Regions from separate parts of the Homo sapiens genome. Here region 2 is linked to region 1. Evidence: chromatin contacts called from ENCODE POLR2A ChIA-PET data. All regions are on one chromosome and are shown on one strand. Each heading gives the region's core, a stretch centred on a gene start or an enhancer-like site at or near the end of the contact. The rest is flanking DNA. Distances are from core to core; before and after follow the strand shown. Region 1 overlaps PLAAT2 (phospholipase A and acyltransferase 2). Region 2 holds the start of UVRAG-DT (UVRAG divergent transcript).

Region 1 (2,902 bases), core at 301-2,800:
AATCTTCTGGGCTTAAGTGATCCACCTGCCTTGGCCTCCCAAACTGCTAGGATTACAGGCATGAGCCACTCATAATTACTCATAATACTCAATGCAATGTAAGTAGTTATACTGTATTTTAAAAATGTGTATTATTTTTTATTGTTCTTTAAAAAATTTTTTTTCCAAATGTTTTCAATCCACAATTGATTGGATCCATGGATGTGGAATCCATGGATATGGAGGGCTGACTGTATATCCCTTACAACTCTGAAGTGCCTTCCTCAAGGACCTGAGAGCCAGTCCTTTGAAATATAATCATCAGGAAGGATAGAGCCTCTGTCCCCAATATCCGTGGGAGGTTAGAATCCTAACTTTGATAATTGCCAGCTAGCAGACACAGCTGGCCTCATCGCATATTCAGGGACTAATCCTTTGTAATATTTCACCTCCCTGACTCTATGAGCCCTCGCTCACCCGTCTCCCTACTCCTCCATCTCCCTTTACAATGTCAGTCACCTCTGCACAAATTGGAATGGAGCTCAGCTCTTTCCCTGCTGTCAGTAGAGACTGAATCAAATCTGTTTTTGCTGTCTTAAGTTATGTCTGGCTTTGTTTGTCTTTGACACTTGGAAACAATTCTGAGTGTATTTGAATAAAATGGTTTTTTTTCCCCCTTTCTTTTCCCCAGTCACTCACATGCTTCAAATTCATTGATACTCCACAGAAATCTGCTATTTGGTCGCTGGTTTAAATACTTGCTTCCCTGTCTGTGAAGGGCTTAAGTGCCCCTGTTGGGAAGTCAGGCAGATCTGAGCCTTGTCACTTGTCAGCTGTGTGGCTTTGCGTGAGTTCTTTTTTTTTTTTTCTTTTTTTTTTGAGACATAGTCTCACTCTGTCACCAAGGCTGGAGTGCAGTGGCGTGATCTTGGCTCACTGCAACCTCTGCCTCCTGGGTTCAAGCAATTCTCCTGCCTCAGCCTCCCAGGTAGCTGGGATTATAGGCACCCGCCACCATGCCTGGCTAATTTTTTTTAGTGGAGACGGGGGTCTCACCATGTTGGCCAGGCTGGTCTCGAACTCCTGACCTCAAATGATCTGCCCACCTCAGCCTCCCAAAATGCTGGGATTACAGGTGTGAGCCACCGCCCCCCCGGCCTTTGCGTGAGTTCTTTACACTGTCCATCCTCAGTCTTCTCCTCTGGAAAGTAGGAATTAGAATCACTACCTCCTAGAGTTGTCAGGCAGATTAAAAAAAATACTGGGCCTGGAGAGTTCCCAGCACAGTGCTGATATCTAGAAAGCAGCCATTCTCACAGTTTTCACCCCCACCCCCCACCCCGTGTTGTTTCCCCCAGTCGCTCCAGTGCTAGTCTCTCAGAGACAGTGGCCCAGGCAGGGCAGACCCACAGGATCGCAGCAGACTGTCTCGGCTAGCTCCCAAAAGCTGTGCCGAGCACACCAACCCTCGGGGGTCGGCCTCACATCTCTGTGGTTTTTTCAGTTTCTTCTTCCTTTTGCAGAACCATTTCCTGCCAGCACATAAGTGAGACAATCTTACTCATTAAAGCACACCCTCAATGCTCCTCATGGGCCAGCATTTGTTCAGCAGATGAATTATGAGTGCCGACTCTGTGCCTGGCAGTGGGATCAGCACCTGGGACATTGAGACCAATCCAGGCGAGCTCCCTGCCCTCAAGCCTGTGTAGTGAGAGTTCCCAGGGGTGATTTCCCAACTTCATATCTGCCTCAAGGGCCCCAGTCAGCCAGCCCTGACCTAGAACATTGGGGCACTGCCCCTCTGTCCTTGCTGGGGGTTTACTATGCTTTTTGCTTTAATTATTATTGTTATTTTTTAAGACAGGGACTCACTTTGTCACCCAAGCTGGAATGCAGTGGTGCAATCTTGGCTCACTGCAACCTCCGCCTCCTGGGCTCAAGTCATCTTCCTGCCTCAGCCTCCTGAGTAGCTGGGACTACAGGTGTGCACCACCTGGACTCAGCTGTTTTTTTTTTTTTGTATTTTTTTGTAGAGATGGGGGTCTCACCATGTTGCCTAGGCTGGTCTTGAACTCCTGGGCTCAAGCAATCGGCCCATCTCAGCCTCCCAAGGTGTGAGGATTGCAGGTGTGAACCACTGAGCCCGACCTATTATGCTTTTAATACCCACAGGTGCATCTGGTTTTCCTCCTTTGACTCTGTGTATATCACGCCTATGGCTTCATTCTTCCATTCATTCTGTGCCCACCAGACATCTCCACTCCTCTTTCCTGGGTGGCCTGACCTCTTGGCATCCCCTCTCCCAGCCAATATTTGTTCCCTCTGTGATTCAAATGAAGAGGACTGGGCCAGATGAGTCTTTCCTGAGCTGTAGTTTCCTGGTGTATGTATCGTGGTCCCGCCCTGATGCTGAGTGTGCTCTCCCTTCTCTTCTGCTGCAGGTCACTGGTGCAGTCACGACAGTAGGTGTGGCAGCAGGCCTGCTGGCTGCCGCAAGCCTTGTGGGGATCCTGCTGGCCAGAAGCAAGCGGGAAAGGCAATAAATCCAAGAAATTGTCCCAACAACCACCAATTCTTACGGAGGAATATTATTTAGCCAGCAGGAGTGGAGTTTGGTTTACTGATTTTACTGTTTTGTGTTCATGAATCTTTATTTTAATGGAGTTAAAAGCACAGGAAAATGTATTTGGAAATGCAGCTTAGTATGAATTCTATTAAAGACACAATTGGGCTCTGCTATGGACTGAATGCTTGTGTTTCTCTCACACTCCAAATTCATATGTTGAACTCTAACCCACCTGTGGGATGGTATTGGAGGTGGGGTCACTGGGAGGTAATTAGGTTGTGAGGGTAGAGCCTCTAGGATGGATTTAGTGTTCTTATATGAAAAGGAAGAGACTAGACCGGGCACAGTGGCTCATGC
Region 2 (2,902 bases), core at 281-2,780, about 12 Mb before region 1:
ACAGATATGTGAGTGAAACAAAGAGTTTTGTCACATCTCCAAAGTCAGTGTTTCCCCCTTCTTATCTTCCTACAACGCAGAGCCAAGAAGTCCTCAAAGCCCTTCCTAAAGGATGGAGGAACACATGAATATATACATCAAATCCTCCTTCCACAGAGACTCACTGAAGGGAATGAAGAAGGAAAAAGTCCTCCTAATTATTAAGATGCGTTCCTTGGGACTCGGAGAATTAGGAAGGAAACCCCCAAGTCTTGAATACATTTCTCTAAAGAGGCCGAATACTTAATAATCAGGGGAGATTAAAGCAAATGGTAGACACCCTAAAGTCTCCTCCAGGGCTCTTGCACGAAGAGTACAAACTGGTTTCTCCGTAAGCGGGGATGGCCAGGTGGGGAAAGAAAGGAAAAGTGCTTTCACTATGGCCCGTGGGACACAGGGGGTTCCCCGGGTCCCTTCCTGGGCGGAACGAGGGAGAGGGTCTGCGCGGGGCAATCCCCGGCTCCCTGCGTTGGGGGAGGCGGCCTCGGGCCGGGGCCCCAGGGACTTGAGCTGGCTGGCTGCTTGTCCCTTAACAAGCCCATCTCCTGTAACGGGATTCTCCTAGGACTCCGGGATCTCCCGGAGGTTCGGCCATCACTGGACCCCTCCCCGCACAAACCTCCTGACAGTCTTCCTCAGTCCCGCGAGCCCTCCGGGTCCCTGCTCTGGGTGTCCCGGCTCGCGGGGTCAGCCCGGAGCCAGCAAGCTCTCCACGCGGGCCTGCCCGGGTCCCTCCCGAGTGCTGCGAGCCGCGCGGGCTTACCTGCTGAGACGGCAGCTCCACATGCAGGGCCCGCGCGGCAGAACCGGGAGGCAGAGCAGCGGCCGGGCCCGGGGGTGGCTGGGGGACGGGGCCCCCGACCGACGCGGAGGCGCTCATCTCGATCCAGGGGCCGCCAAGCGGCGGGGCGGGCACTCTTCCGGCATCCGCCGCCGCCCCCTTGCCACCACCTACCAAGCCCCTGCAGCCTAGAAACCCGCCACCCGAGAGGCACTACTGCTCAGCCCAGACAGTAGCCGCCGCCGCTGCCGCCGCTGCCGCCGTTGCCGCCGCTGGCTAAGGAAGAGCCATATTACCGCAGTGCAACCCCTCCACCCCGCTGAGACCCGGAGCGCTCATTGGCTTAGCCCTCAAGGGGGCGGGACCCAACGGCAGAAAAGGGGCGTGCTATTGGGTAGAAGGTCTGTCCATCGCTGGCATTACTGGACTTGGGGGCGGAGGGACTCAAGGATGGCCTCAATTGCGTCTGTCAAGCCGGGGTGAAACCTGGGGCGTTGCTTCTTTTTTTCCCAGTCTAATTGGTTCTTTTACTACCAACGGGCAGAGTCTCCTGGTGGAGGCGGAAGGGCCATTGCAAGAGGTCGCTGTCAATTGTCAGTAAAGGGAAAGAGGGGTGGGGTCTTGATTAGGTAGAGCGCGCTTCTGGGCTCCGGTGTCACGTGCAGGAGGCGGGAGAGTCACCTGATTAGGGAGAACCGGTCTTCTGAGCCACTTCCGCCCTCACTGGTTGCCGTGGTAACAGGCCTCCGGTGGAGGGCGGGGACCCTCGGAAGCCAGCTGGGTGGCGATCGCTTGTCTGCCTTGGCAGGCCCCTTGTGCAGTCTTTTCCCGGCGTGAGCGTGCAGGGATTGAAAAGGAATGCTTTATGGTTCAGCAGAGAGCCACCACGCAGGATGCACTGGGACCTGAGAACCGTCGGGCAGTCCCACGAGCTCTTTCATGACCAGCTCCAACCGACAAGTACACGCCCCTTCGCACTCCACTAGCTAGTAAGCTGAGCTACAAGGTGTGCCAGGCACCCAGGACGCCGATTCACCGCTTCAGGTGGGCTGTTTGTGCTGTGTCCCCAGAAAGCCTTTGCTACTTATCCATCAGTCTTAGCTGGGGCAGGAGTCCCTTCTTCCAAAAGGCTTCTCTGAGCCTCTCTGGGACCTTGAGTTAGGAATTTTGACCCTACCGTGGGTCTGGATTATTCTATTAATTTTTTTTAACAGTGCCTCATTCTTTCGCCCGGGCTGGAGTGCAGTGGCAAAATCACGGCTCATTGCAGCCTCGACCTCCTGGGCTCAAGTGATCCTCCCACCTCACCCTCCTAAGTAGCTGGGAATACAGGCACATGCCACCAGGCCCAGCTAATTTTAAAATTTTTTTGTAAAGATGGGGTTCTGGCCATATTTCCCAGACTAGTCTCAAACTCCCAGGCTCAAGCGATCCTCCAGTCTCGGGCTCCCAAAGTGTTGGGATTACAGGCATGAGCCACCAGGCCTGGCCACATTGTCTTTTAACACATGTAAGCAGCCACCCTCCTTCCCACACACACACAAAATACTGTGAATTCTTCAAGCAAAAGGACTTTGTCTGATTCATCTCTGGATCCCCAGTGCCTGACAGAGAATCAGGAAATTTTTTTTTTTTTTTTTTGCAGTGAAGGCCCAGCTCAAATGCCACCTCTTCCATGAAGACTTCCGTGATCCACAATGATAGCATCTCCAGCAATTGCTTCTATAATGAATAGCATGAGTCATTCTGCAGGATGTTGATCTTCCTTTTTTTACTCCTAGACTGAATTTTTCCACCACCTGGATGAACATAGCAGAAAGAACATAGTGTTTTAGAGTCAGACACAATAGGAATCAGGCACTTTGGAATCTTGGCTCTACCACCTTTGAGCTATGTATCCCAAGGCAAGTCACTTCCCCTCTCTCAGCTTTAAAATAGTAATAGGATTGCTGTAGGGATTAAAGTAAATCAACATATGTAAAGTGCCCACACAGGACCTGGCATATAGTAGTTGCATTTTAAATTTTTTAAACAAAATGTAAGCATACTATCTTTCCAGGGTGTTCAGAAGCCTGAAAAACA

Evidence for each region. ChIA-PET counts read pairs that join two places held with the same protein, here RNA polymerase II (POLR2A).
Region 2: POLR2A ChIA-PET joins it to region 1 with 8 read pairs in OCI-LY7. The contact joins the promoter of UVRAG-DT here to the enhancer-like site in region 1. POLR2A ChIA-PET finds 5 or more read pairs at or near these places in 2 of 52 experiments (OCI-LY7 and activated CD8-positive, alpha-beta memory T cell).

What each region holds. Positions count from the first base shown.
Region 1 is chr11:63,552,584-63,555,485 of GRCh38, reverse strand. It overlaps PLAAT2 (phospholipase A and acyltransferase 2), which reads left to right. Exons shown (of 4, transcript NM_017878.2): 4 at 2,421-2,716. The coding sequence ends at 2,522. Among named protein-coding and RNA genes, the nearest start is that of PLAAT2, 9.3 kb to the left of the region's middle. RefSeq lists an enhancer at 1,392-1,511. Within about 2 kb of position 1,550, at least 8 of the 41 ENCODE cell types and tissues checked have a DNase peak (open chromatin) inside an H3K27ac peak, as active enhancers do; they include OCI-LY7, where a contact is called at or near this core.
Region 2 is chr11:75,813,425-75,816,326 of GRCh38, reverse strand. UVRAG-DT (UVRAG divergent transcript) reads left to right here and starts at 1,530. Exons shown (of 2, transcript NR_144531.1): 1 at 1,530-1,864; 2 at 2,466-2,813. UVRAG (UV radiation resistance associated) reads right to left here and starts at 1,117. Exons shown (of 15, transcript NM_003369.4): 1 at 803-1,117. The coding sequence starts at 919. RefSeq lists a silencer at 794-993 and enhancers at 1,289-1,583, 1,454-1,883, 1,807-2,902.